2 separate regions of the Mus musculus genome follow, and region 1 is linked to region 2. The links are chromatin contacts, found by Hi-C or POLR2A ChIA-PET in ENCODE. All regions are on one chromosome and are shown on one strand. The core of a region is the stretch at or near the end of the contact, and the rest is flanking DNA. Distances in the headings are between cores, read along the strand shown. Region 1 holds the start of Tacstd2 (tumor-associated calcium signal transducer 2). Region 2 holds the start of Il23r (interleukin 23 receptor).

The links. A loop is a pair of places that touch in the nucleus more often than their neighbours do. ChIA-PET counts read pairs that join two places held with the same protein, here RNA polymerase II (POLR2A).
Region 1: a loop to region 2 is called in a map of T-helper 17 cell, with 2.5 times the contacts of the local background. The contact joins the promoter of Tacstd2 here to the promoter of Il23r in region 2. A Hi-C loop is called at or near these places in 1 of 37 maps with a recorded cell type or tissue (T-helper 17 cell). POLR2A ChIA-PET finds 5 or more read pairs at or near these places in 2 of 5 experiments (Patski and embryonic stem cell).

The regions. Positions count from the first base shown.
Region 1 is chr6:67,534,167-67,541,262 of GRCm38, forward strand. It overlaps Tacstd2 (tumor-associated calcium signal transducer 2), which reads right to left and starts at 1,656. Exons shown (of 1, transcript NM_020047.3): 1 at 1-1,656. The coding sequence starts at 1,540. The coding sequence ends at 587.
Region 2 is chr6:67,488,463-67,495,245 of GRCm38, forward strand. Il23r (interleukin 23 receptor) reads right to left here and starts at 3,393. Exons shown (of 11, transcript NM_144548.1): 1 at 3,307-3,393; 2 at 2,205-2,307. The coding sequence starts at 3,318.

The DNA of each region.
Region 1 (7,096 bases), core at 406-2,905, 44 kb after region 2:
AAGACACATCTGTACAAACATTTTACAAAAGAGAACTCTCTAGGATCAGCTACATCAAGGACAAGCAGAAAAATAGATGCAGTCCAACAAAGACATTGAAAATGACTTCAGACGTTGGAAATGCCTTTTCTTATACAAACGATGGCAGATGAACACTGCGCAGGATCAATTAGTGAGTGAACTGCTCTTCCTTTCCTGAAGGTTGGGAGGCAGGGAGCGAATGGGTCACCAACAACCCGGATAGCCAAATCGCCGCTTTCCCATTTCAAACCGTTTAAGTCTTTGGGTAGATTCAAGTCGCTGGGAAACAAGTGGGCTGCCTGGCACTAGCTTCTTAACCAAGCTATCTAGCCTTTGCTTAACTCTCCCGGTCAGGTTTCCAGTGACTAGACAAGGAATTTCAGAAATGCGTCCTTAAAAAACCAAGGGCGAGGGAGGTGACCTGAGCTCAGCATCTAGAGAACTTGTTTGTGGAGAGAGAAGGAAGAGGTCAAAGCTGGGAGGAAAATTACCTCCTGACTGAGAATTAACAGGCCAACCCATCTGGTCTGAGGTGCCGAGGAAGTCGGGGCATCCTACAGGAAACCTACAAGCTAGGTTCGCTTCTCATCTCCCCCAGCTCCTTAAGCTCCACCTTTTTGTATTTGCCCGACTTCCTCCGTTTGGTGACCACCAAGACCACCACACCAGCCACTACCGCTACCGAGACGACAGCGATGACGGCAATGACGCCGGCGGTGAGGCGCTTCATGGAGAACTGGGGGGGCTTCTCGTCCAGGTAGTAGATGAGCGTCCGCTCCACATGCAGGGGTTCCCCACGCACCTGCACGTCCAGGCCGCGGCGGCCCATGAACAGTGACTCGCCTTTAATGTCCCTTTCGAAGTAGTAGGCGGCATCAGCGATGTCCACGTCTCTCAAGCCCTTCTGCGACGCGTTCTGCCGAAGCTCTATCTGAATGGTGGGCTCCTCATAGTGTACCGCGGATAGGAAGCTGGGGTGCAGCTTGTAGCGTTCTTGGAAGAGCCGCCGCAGCTCGGAGTCTAGGTCAGAGTGGTTGAAGGCTCGGTCGGTCGGGCGGTGGCGCAACTCAATGAGGATGTGGTGGGTTCGCACCACTTCGTCGCAGCGCAGGCTTTGGTCTCCCTTGTCCGTGCGGCGCACGCCCACCGAGTTTACGCACCAGCACACCGAGGTCTGGTTGCACTGGCGCGCCTTGAAGCGGCCCTTGTCGTCACACTCCGGGTCGTAGAGGCCATCGTTGTCCAGTATCGCGTGCTCGCTCGGCATCACCAGGCTGCGGCCGCTCTTCCGGGCGCTCATGCGCGCCTTGAGCAGCAGGCACTTGGAAGTTAGCGTGGAGCAGTCGACCAATACCTGTGAGCCCATTGCCCGACATTGGCAGACCCCGCCTGGGCCATTTGTGTCGCAGACCGTCATCTTGTTGGTGGGGCATGTACAGTTGCTCTGAGCCGTGCAAAAGCGGGTCGCCATCGCCAGCAGTAGCAGTAGCAGCGGTGCTAGATCCAAGCCCCTCGCCATGGTGGGGTGGAGTAGAATGGACCTCCAACTACAGACCAGAGGCAGGGATTCTGAAGGATCAGGCTGGGTAGGACACTGCAGGCGACTCCTGCCGGGCTTTTCCCTCCAGCTCTTATAAGCTCCTGTACCTGTAGGACTGGTTAGCTAGTGACTCACTCAATGGAATTTGGGTGGCGCTCCCTATTCCCAGGTCCCGCGGAAGAAGCCGGCAGCCCTGAGCTGCCTGAGATAGAATCAGGCAGGGGAGATTGCTCCTGCCATCTGCTGACCAAAACCCCATAGAGGAAACCAGTACTTACCTGGCCGCACCCCTCCTCATAGCTCAGAACCAGGGCGTCCCACCTTTCCTAGTGCACCTCAGGAGTTTCTCCAGAGGCCCAGCTCCCGACTCTCACGTCCCTACAATTCCAGACCCCATAATCCCGTACCTTCTTTTTCTCTCAACTCCTATCTTCAGTTTCGTTCCTTCCCTCTCTTCTTGCTCCAGAACACCTTATAACACAGTTAAACAGTTCACTGACATAAACCTGATCACATGCCTTTGTCTGTAAACCCTATTCTAGGTGAGATGGTGCAGCTGAGGCAGGGAGACCTGAAGTCACCCAGCCACTGATTTCCCAGGATTCTCCCTGGGCTTTCTGCTTGGCTTTAAGAACTATAAATGAGTATTTACAAAAACAAAATGTTGCAGCATCTGAAGACAGGCTAGTTAAAACAATTCTATTGCTACATCACCTGCACAGCACAATCCAGTTGTCATGGTGTGCCACATATGAAAAGTCCTATTGAACAATGCATATGCCTGTACTTGTGTAAGATAAATGAAAAGAAAAAAAATTGTAGAGTAAGCCAGTCCACTAGGAGAGATGTACAATTTGATTCTAAGAGAGGCAATTTTTTATTTTCTTTCCCTGTATTGAATGATATAACGAGAGAAGGGAGCCTGTGAGAAACTGTGCTTCTTTAATAGGATGAAGGAGCGACACTCTCTTTTAGAATCTAGAGAAAGTCCACCGCTCAAAGCTGTGGTAAAATTAACAATAATTAACAAACTATAATTATTTCCAGGCCCACCTTCAAAATACATTTTATATATATCAGCATTTAATGTACGCCACTAGAATACTGAACAAGGGTGTCATTTGACTCATGGTAGCCAGTTGGGCCTCTCTGCACCATTAATTTTCAAGCAATTCCTGAGGCAGACAGATACAAACATATTATTTTGTCTTTACAGACAGAGGAAGTCGAGACACGAGGGACAAATGCTTACCCAATAGCAGTAGGAGATCTCGGTACACACCTCTGATTTCTACCCCCACTGTCTCTTGAACAACTAGCTTATCCTGTCCAGCTTCCACCCACCTTGCCTCAGAGAAAGATCTAAAGCACAAATGTGTGCACATCTTCTTTTTTGTTGAGAATACTCTCTCTCTCTCTCTCTCTCTCTCTCTCTCTCTCTCTCTCTCTCTCTCTCTGTGTGTGTGTGTGTATGTACAGGTAAGGAGACATCTTGGCTCTAAGAACAGAGTTCATATTTTATGAACTGGTGCACAGTGCCAACTGCTGTCATAGTTACTGCCATCATCATTGTATCCCTGCAAACTTCTCAGACGTCCACCAGCCTTTGCAGAGTTTGGTACCTAGAATCTCCTTTTCTTTATCTGTTTCAGTATACAATTGTGATTTTCTGCTCAACTCCTTGGTTACTTTCAGGAAGCTTTTTCTGATACATCCCTCCCACATCCACTCAGGAATATGTCTTTTGCTTTTACTTCCTTATTTTTTGCATCCTAGGATTAGCAAAAAAAAAAAAAAAAAAAAAAAAAAAAAAAAAAAAAAAATTACCCTTCCTGGGTCTCTGTTGCCCAGAGTAAACTGGGTACATCAGTTTCTGGCTCTGTTTCTTAGATTTTTTTTTTTTCCTGAGAATCAAACTAAATATACAAGGCAGTGAATGGTAAAGCTTGGTAAACTCCAAGACAATGTTATATTCTGTTAAAAAAATTATCCCATCTCCTCACTTTTCAAGTGATTTGCTGGGTGGTCACAATCTACTATCTACTTGTAATACCACCTCATTTTCATTCCCCTGAGTCCCAAGCCATATGGAGGAAAGCTAGTGGGGAGGCAGTCTCAGGGCTGATACATATAGGTAATCATGTGTTGACTACTTAGTTACCTCATGGGATTTTGTTACGTACTGGGAGGAGTGGAAGTGCAGGCATCCAAGCCTGGTATTCTCAATGTGAAGCTAGAGTGAGCAAAGATGACCTTCATATCCCCTGGCTCCCTTCGTTAATAGCTGGTCCTACCAGGCTTTCTCCAACAGGCACAAACCGATCCAGCTCGGATTCTCTCTTCCTCTAATTAAAAGCAAAATCAAGTGCTAGCTTGATTAATTTCTTTGTGTTTTTATTGTAATGTAGAAATACTTAACAAAAGTTTCCCATCATTTCAGGATTGTCCAGTGCTTACAAGGGGCAGCAGCCATGCCAGATTACTGCATCCCTGGCACAGAGTATACAGGAGGCACTAGGTACTGCGTGTTTAATTCACAGTGAATTGTGTCCAGAATGTCACAATATTGATATGACACTCCCTAGAGTGTACATGTGAACTATTTAAGTGTTTATGACCTGGGAGAGATTAATATCACCACATGTGACATCTTTGATTACCATCCCTACCTTAGTCCACCTTCCAAATACATAGTTTTAAGGAAGACTAGATAATGGCGCCCTGAGATTGCATCTACATGTATGCCTGAACACAGAATCTTAATAGTCTTGTGCCTGTAGAAAAGGAGACTATGTTCTGATGAAGGACTGCTTTAGAGATTAGAGTTAGGATTAGGGTTTGGAATGGCCTTTTTATGTTTAGTAGGTTCAATGTTAGGCTTAGAGTTTCTGGTTGGTCGTTAAGACATGTTAGTATTAAATTTAGTGGTTAGGGTTCAGGTTAGTGTTACAATTTGGGTGGGGGTTATGTTTAAGGTTGGTATTTGGGGATTAGGGATAAAGCTAGGAGATAGAATTAGGTTTAGTGTTCGGGTAAAGTATTGGGTCAGTGTTGACTTAGGGTTGGGGCTGAGTTCACTTTAGAGTTATGGTTGGAAAGTTAGGGGTAGGCTTCAGTTTTGGTTAGTGTTATCAGGTTTTGGGCAGATTAGGGTTAGGAGTAGAGAATGAGTTACTGTTAAGGTTTGAGTTTTAAGGTTTGTTTTTAGGGATTACTGTCAGGATTACAGTTAAGGTTTAGTTCATTTGGGTTAGGTTGTAATTAGGGTTAGTGGTAGGGTTCAGAAGAGTTTAGGGTCAATGGTGGGTTAGGATTAAGTTTAAGGGTTAGGGGGTTAAGGTTAGGGATACTGTTCTGAGTTATTGTAAGGCTAGTGTTTGTTAGACAGTTGGCATTGGTAGGGATACTCTTCGGAGTTATTGTAAGACTAGTGTTTGTTAGACAGTTGGCATTGGTAGGGATACTCTTCGGAGTTATTGTAAGACTAGTGTTTGTTAGACAGTTGGCATTGGTAGGGATACTGTTCTGAGTTATTGTAAGGCTAGTGTTAGGAAGTTGGCACTGGGATTATGTTTATGTTTAGATTTAGTGTTGGTTTCAGGTTAGGATTAGAGTTTGGTTTGGGGTAGTATTGGAGTGTTAGGGTTAGGGCAACGTTTATAGTTATATTAAGCTTATTAGTGTTAGTTTTAGGTTTATTGTTAGGATTATATTTTATATAGGGTTAAGGTGGATCAGATGCAGGGTTAAACTTAAGGTGTTGTGAGGGATAGTGGTTAGGGGCAGAATTAGGGTTTCTGGTTGCTGATAAATGTCGGGCCAGTGTTCAATCTAGGGTTAAAATTATGGTGACAGCTAAGATTTGGCTTTGATGTCAATTTAGGTAGAAGTTAGGTGTAGGCTTAGAGTAAGGTTAGAGTTATGGTCAGGATTAAGGTTAGATGTAAATGTGAGTGTTCAATTTGCCTTGGGATTATGGTTAGAGTCAGAGCTAAATTTAGGCTTAGGACTCAGGGAAAAGGAGAGTTTAGTATTAGCTTAGGCACAGAATTTGTATTAAAAATTGCCTTATGGTTAGTTTTAGACTTAGTTTTGTTGTTCACATAGATGGTTTTGGCTGTGGTCTCTTTAGGGTTCTTGTATGGTTATGCTTAGAAATATCATTAGTGTTTGGATTAGACAGGGTTATTTATACTAGGGCTAGGCTAGGGTTAGGGTTATGTCTGTGGTTAGTATTAGGGGCAGAGAAAATTAGGTTCATTTCTAAGATTGTTAGAGTTAGAGGTATTGTTTGAGTTATGGTTTGGGGGTTAGTGTTAAGACTAGAGAATGTTTTAGGTATATTTCTAAGATTAATGTTAGAGTTGGAGATAGGCTTAGAGTCAGTGCTACATTGTTGTTAAGATCAGTGTTTATACTGAGGTTAGGTTTAGAGCTAAGTTTAGGTTTATGATTCAGAGTGCTGGGAAAGCCATTGTTAGGAGTATGGCTATCGATAGCTTAGGGATTGCTATGAAATTCTATAAAAGCTCTGGCTATTGATACAAGAAGAGTTAAGGTTAGTTTTAAATGGAGTTTTGCTTGAGCCAGTGCTAGAGTTCTATGTAGGGCTAGAGATATACTTAGGGCAAGAGTTTGAGCTTTTTGAAGGCTCGGGTGACTACTAGGGTTTGGATTAGTAGTCAAGATATGTATGGGTGGAGCTAGTTTTAGGTTTATGGTTAATGTCTTAGAGTTTTAATGCTGTGAACAGATACCATGACCAAGGCAACTCATATAAAGTGTAACATTTAGTTGGGACTGGCTTTTAGGTTCAGAGGTTCAGTACATTATCAAGGTAGGAGCATGGCAGCATCCAAGCATTGATCTAAAGGCCTAGAAGACTGACTTCCAGGCAGCTAGGAGGAGGATCTCAAAACCCACCCACACAGTGACATACTTCTTCTAACAAGGCCAAACCTACTCCAAGAAGAACATACCTCCTAATAGTGCCACTCCTTGGGCCGAGCATATTCAAATTACCACAGTTAGGGTCATGGTTACAACTTTGGTTAGAGGATAGGTTGGGCTATCATTAGCAGGACTATTAGGTTTAAGGGTAGAGTTTGGTTTAGAAGTCAGGTTGGGGCTAGGTTTGGGTTAAATCTTAGTTTTTAAGACTAGAGTTAAAACTAGTTTTTGTGTTAGGTTTAGAGCTTTGTTTAGTTTTAGGTTTAAGGTTAGTAGATTTAGGGCTTGGCTTAGATATTTTTTATGGTTAATGCTTGGGTTAATGTTTTGATTAGGTAAGAGATAGGGTTATGGTTTGACTTAGGACTTGGAAAAAACAGTAATGCTATTATTTCTGAGCTTAGTTTAAAAGTTAGAGGTAGGCTTGGTATTAAGATTAGGGCTATAGAAGCTGGAAAGAACCCAGATGTCCCCCAACAGAGGAATAGATACAGAAAATGTGATATATTTACACTATGAAGTACTACTCAGCTATTAAAAACAATGAATTCATAAAATTCTTAGACAAATGGATGGATTTGGAGG
Region 2 (6,783 bases), core at 2,143-4,642:
GGGCCCCACATGGTGAAAAGGGAGAACCACATTGTCCTCTGACTTCTCCCTGGTGCCATGACACACACTCTATTCCACAAACAGATAAATCAGTGTGAAAAATACTTCAAAAGGAAGTAAGAAATAGACGTGTCAGGTCATGGTAACATATGCTTATAATTCTAGCATTTGGGCAGCTAAAGCAAGAGGGTAGAGATTTTGAGGTCAGCCTGTGTTACACAGCAAGTTCAAGGCTAATGTGCAAAATGTAACTTGGTTTTAGAAAAACAAGCAAAAGAAGAAGATGAGGATGAAAGAGGGAAAGGATGGAAGAGGAAGAAAAATAGGGCAATATCAAGTAGGTCAGCATGAGTTAAGTATAAGGATGGCAGACAGATTTATGAAGTTCTCTATTTCTTTTTTTTTTCAAGTAAATACCTAGCTATTTTAAATAAGTTTGATAATTAAAGTTTAGACAAAACATAATTCCATGACTCATTATGAAACCATTTTTAGAACACATAGAAAAGTGTCAAAAGACTTGGTCACATGTCCTGAGTTTTAGAAATGACTTTTCAGAACATAGTGAGGACAAGTTGGTGAACAGGAAGAGGCAAACACAGATTGTAAAAGAGTAGGTCATGTTAACTTGTTAGTCCTGAGTTTTCTTCTTTCTTTTTTTAGAGAGGTTCTCACTTTGCAGCCTATGCTGGCTTTGAATTCACTTCCATTCACGTGCCTCAGTCTCCTGCATGATGATAATATAGATGTGAGGTACCTTGCCCAGCTCATTGAATTTCTTAATTATTAAATTGGTTAGAAATGTTAAACTCATTGTAGAAGTGTGTAGTACACTTTGAAAAAGTACTTGTAAAACTTTTTGTTTATTTAATGATTAATTTTCTGGTAGACTAATTTTGCTATGTGTAGTAGGCTGTCCTTGAACTCACACTGTAGCTCACTTGGGCCTCAAACTTGCAGCAGTTTTCCTGTCTCAGCCCCTTGAGTGTCAGGATTAAGATGTGTGCCTCTGCACTTGGCTGCTAAAGCTATTGAAATGTAATAACACCGTCCTAGTGAAACAGGATGTATGTCACCTTGGACATATGTCACCTGTATTCTATTAAAATTGTCAGAGTAGAATGGACAATAGTTCTAGACACTGTCTAATGCCATGTCTTATCACAGTCTAGACATTCTCTAACACTATGTCCTATCACAGTTTAGGTACCATGTCCTATCACAGTCTAGACACTGTCTAATATCATGTGTACTCATCATTTGGATGTATAATCAGTCAAGCATCTGTCATCTTTTTGTCTAAACCTTGTGGGAAAGCTGCTAATCTGACTCTGAAGTGTTCAGTTATCTTGCTGAAAGGTTGTATATCTAGATCTATAGCTCCAACATAATTGTGTCCCTGCCTAGAGATGAGCAATATAGTCAGTATGTCAGTATGGTCACAAGCAAGAATGACTTACAAATTTATGAAGCATTTCACATTCAACAGCAACAGCAGCAGCAAGAGAGAGAGAGAGAGAGAGAGAGAGAGAGAGAGAGAGAGAGAGAGAGAGAGAGAGAGAGAGAGAGGAGCAAACAAGTTTGTCACTATTTTGGATCACCTAGTCTGAAAAATGTCACTGACTCTTCAGAATTCTGTGTTGGTATTATCTGCCTCCTGTTATCTGTGTTCTTGCCCAGGAGACAGCTGCTCCCAACAGAAACTCCAAGATGTCAACCATACCCTTGCTTAAATTTCTGCAGTCTCAAAGAACTTGTTTTACTGAATGTTTGTATTAATTATAAGACAGAAATAACAACAGTAAAATAATAGTGTTTAACAGGGACTAAAAGCTTGCTGTAGAGTAATCATCGGTAAGTAGTTCACAGAGCTGCATAAGTAAACGCAAGCTTTGGCTGAGTTATATAACAGTTATGCCAATCATAAAATAGAACATGTCAACTCAAGACAGCCTCCTATGTTGAAAGATTTATGTATGACAGAAGAGTGCCCGCTTGGGTATCTGGGGTTAAAAAAAAAAAAAAAAGAGCAACCTGCATTTGAAAGGAAGTTGGATTATTTTTAGTTTGTTCCATCCCATATTAATTTTTCTCTAATAACTTTTGCATTTTCCAGATATTCTGACATAAGTGCTTGAAAATGATAATCATTCATTGTTCTATTTGTTAAATGAAAATATAGATAGATACACAAAATACTCTACCTCCGTGACACCATCTGAAGAGCACATAAAGGGCTATCACCACATGCAGCTGAAGTGTGAGGTGACTCATGTCCCAAATGTAGTAGAAGCCTCTCATTTCTCTCTGGAGAAAGATGAAAAATGTTTATATTTATATTGTAACATTTTACAGAGATAATGAGCATTACATTGCTCATAATTATTAAATTTAATGGAATCCTTGCATTCAAAATAACAGAAACAGGGCAGATAGAGGTCACATTCTGTAAGGAGACTCATCAAAAGGCAGTTGAGCAGAGCATCAGGGTGGAATGTCAGCCTTCCAGCATCACCGCAGATTATTCTCGGAGATCACTAGATACTTGTTAAAATGTAGTTCCTCCTGTTCTATTGTCCTTCATCAGGCAGCTACTCTCTCTCTGCTGTAACTCCTGATAATCAACAGTTAATGTCTGACTGGTTCATATCTATCATGGTCTGGAAGACCAGTCTTTGATGGACAAAAGTTGGGAAAAGCAGAAAATTTCAGAATTCCTAAAGATAAATGGGTAGAAACTAGAATTAGGCAAAGACATGTACTATGAAAAGTCAAACCTACGGGGGAATCCTTTCATCTCTAGGGCTCAGAAGAGACCTGTGATGGAAATACAGGAAGACACTGTACCAAGCTTGCACCAGGAGACTTGCTCTCCACTCATCAGTTTAGTTGTAGAATAAGTCAGTTGTTCAATAATAGTTATTATTATTGTTTTGGTCAACTTAGTTAAGCTCAAGTTTTCATATTAAAGAACTTCAAAACATAAGTTATGGCTCATCAAACAGCATAAACCACACAATTACACTTTTGTAGCTTATGAATATGGGGAACCCTTTCTTAATTTCTGATAATGAATCTTCCTCTAAGAGGCAGCACAAGCTGTAGAATTGCCCCACCAGACATTAACTGCTCACCAGAGAGGTGAGCATCAAAAGAGGTGCAATTGGCAGTACGAGAGACTTGCCGTTCATCAGTAGCATTATAAGAAAGAATCACAGAAATCATAAAAGAAAGCAATTTGTCCTGCTTCTTTCCGAAGAAAAGCACAGCTGCCTCTATGTATCTCAGGAATTAGGGTCTCCTTACCTCTCTTTTCATTTGTTTGCATTACTTTCTCTCTTCAGAATCAAGCCGCTGCCCTCCTGGCTGTGCTGTCTTCTTTCCCACTGCCTGACTGTTAGCATTTGCTTCAGGCTTTTACCTATGAGGCAAATGGAAATGTCAGCAGAGCCCTGACCTACATTTTCATTTCTTGAAGAGGAACTCGTGTCCATTTCATAATGACTAGTTGTCATGTCACTATTTGGAAAAACCCAGATTACTGAAAGTGAGCTGCCTTGTCAGTGTTTTTTTCCTTGCCTTAATTGAAAACAGAGTCTTCTGCAAGAAGTCAAACAGGTCAATGGTGGTCATGCACATTTTAATTCCTGCACATAGGAGACAGAGGTAAGCAGATCTTTGAGTTCAAGGTCAACCTGGTCTATGGGAGCTCTAGGCCAGGTGGTGGTTTGAATATGCTTGGCTCATGGGAAGTGGCATTATTAGGAGGTGTGGTCTTGTTGGAATGGGTGTGACCTTATTGGAGGAAGTGTGTCACTGTGCAGGTGGGTTTTAAGGACTCTTGGTGTCCAAGCTTCACCCAGAGCAGAACAGAGTCTCTTCCTAGCTGCCTTCGGATCAGGATTTAGACCTCTCAGTTCCTCCATCACCATGTCTGCCTGAAGGCTGCCATGCTTCCCGCCATGATGATAATGGACTGAATCATTGAAACTGTAAGCCAGTCTAATTAAATGTTGTTCTCTCTAAGAGTTGTCGTAGTCATGGTGTCTCTTCACATCAATGAAACTTTAACTAAGTCACCTAGGTAGAGCTACATAGTGAGACCTGGTAGCAAAACGAAAACATCTTTAAAAAGAAAATGTCAGTCTATGAAGCAGTTGATTTTTGTACCTGCAACATACACTGGAGTTGGGGAGAATAAGGAGTGCAAGAGGAGCATTGGAGAGAAACCCTCTACTCCATCCAGCGTCTCTGGAGGTCATGGTTAACCCGAGGTAACTAAGGAGGCAGTAGCACCACTCTCTCCTGTCAGCCTCATTTCCCAACCCTATACTCAGAAGCTTGTTGAGGCTTAACACAGACACCGTGCTTCCCCATCCAGAAGTGGAAGGTTCTCTGTGTCAATCTTCCCCCTCGTTCTTGAGGGCGAATGGTGAGTGAAAGAACAACAAATTTTAGCTTGTGAAATTGTGAGAAATGAGAATGGAGGGAAGCTATATATGTACCTCCAGCCAAAGACATAAAAAGGAGCCTAAGCCAGGGCAAGGGGCATCTTACAAAGGTAGAGGGGACAGATCTTACGGCCCTGTAAATCCTGAAGATTGCCAACAAATGCCAAGAGGAGACAGGGAAGACAGGCCTGGATTTGGAGGAAAGGAAAAGTGGAGCAGGGAAGCCAGCTTTGCAGCTTCCTGTAAGTGGCAGAGTGACTGCTTCATGTTCATCCCTTCACGTTTTTCCTTGTGGTTCCTGTACTGGCTGGTTTTGTGTGTCAGCTTGACACAGGATGGAGTTACCACAGAGAAAGGAACTTCAGCTGAGGAAATGCCTCCATGAGATACAGCTGTAAGGCATTTTCTTAACTAGTGATCAAGCAGGGAGGGCCCATTGTGGGTGGTGCCATCCCTGGGCTGGTAGTCTGGATTCTGCAAGCTGAGCAAGCCAGGGGAAGCAAGCCAGTAAGTAACATCCCTCCATGGCCTCTGCATCAGCTCCTGCTTCCTGACCTGCTTGAGTTCCAGTCCTGACTCCCCTTGGAGATGAACAGAAGTATGGAATAAACCCTTTCCTCCCCAACTTGCTTCTTGGGCATAATGTTTGTGCAGGAATAGAATCCCTGACTAAGACAGTTCATGTGGTGGATTGAATGAGAATGGCCCCTTGGACTCATGAACTTGGATGCTTGGCTTCTAGTTGGTGGACTGTCTTGGAAGGGTTAGAAGGTGTGTCCTGAGGGAAGGTGTGCCACTAGGGGTGAGCTTTAAGGGTTCAAAAGCTAGACCAGAGAACAGGAACAATCTTGATGTCCCTGCCTCCAACTTATTGACTCAATGGAGCTCTCAACTACTGCTCCAGCACTGTGTCTGTTTGATTGCTTGCTTCCAGTCGTAATGATCTAACTCTCTCAAACTCTAAGTAAGCCCCCAAGTAATAGCTTTCCCTTATGTCAGAGCTCTGACTAGGTGTGATGTAATAATGTTGCCTGGCTGCTTCCCCTCAGAAGTAGTCACTGGAATGAGAGCGAAACATACACTCCTATCATCCAAAAGAAAATAAGAAATTCCTCCCCTACAAGGAAAAACAGTCACGTTCAAGAATCATCAGTTTAGAGCTGGGGAGATGGCTTAGTAGGTTAAATGCTCGCCATGACTCTGATCCATTTGTAGCTCTTTTTTTTTTTGGATATGTATAATTATATTTATTAAGAAAAGTTACTTAACATTTGCTTTGAATATTTTTGGATATTTCCAAATAAAATCATATTTTTATTTTTTTTCCTTTTTTATGAATTATTTTACTCATAATAAAAAAAAGAAAAAATACTTTAAATCTCAATGGGAGGCTGAGAATCTCTACTTCAAGGACAGTTGGGTTATAAAATGTTTAAAAATAGTGTGGGAAATTGAACAAGACTCTGTCTCAGAAGCAAAAGAAAGCTTGTGTCTGGAAATGTGGTTTAGTTGTTAGTAGTGCTTGCTGCTCTTCCAGCAGACCCATGTTCGGTACTTAGGATCCGCATAGTGTGTGCACTTAAAACATTGCTGTGCTCAGACTCACTTTAGGCAATGAAATTGTGATTTCTGTGGATAAAATGTGGATATTGAGACCTTTTACCAAAGCCTCCTAGATATCTGGAATAAATAGCCAAGCTAAGAACCACAGGAAGGATCTTGGTCCGGGACCCGCCGAACTTAGGAAATTAGTCTGAACAGGTGAGAGGGTGCGCCAGAGAACCTGACAGCTTCTGGAACAGGCGGAAGCACAGAGGCGCTGAGGCAGCACCCTGCGTGGGCCGGGGACAGCCGGCCACCTTCCGGACCACAGGACAGGTGCCCACCCGGCTGGGGAGGCGGCCTAAGCCACAGCAGCAGCGGTCGCCATCTTGGTCCGGGACCCGCCGAACTTAGGAAATTAGTCTGAACAGGTGAGAGGGTGCGCCAGAGAACCTGACAGCTTCTGGAACAGGCAGAAGCACAGAGGCGCTGAGGCAGCACCCTGTGTGGGCCGGGGACAGCCGGCCACCTTCCGGACCAGAGGACAGGTGCCCGCCCGGCTGGGGAGGCGGCCTAAGCCACAGCAGCAGCGGTCGCCATCTTGGTCCCGGGACTCCAAGGAACTTAGGAATTTAGTCTGCTTAGGTGAGAGTCTGTACCACCTGGGAACTGCCAAAGCAACACAGTGTCTGAGAAAGGTCCTGTTTTGGGCCTTCTTCTTCGGCCAGGAGGAGGTCCAAATACAAGATATCTGCGCACCTTCCCTGTAAGAGAGCTTGCCAGCAGAGAG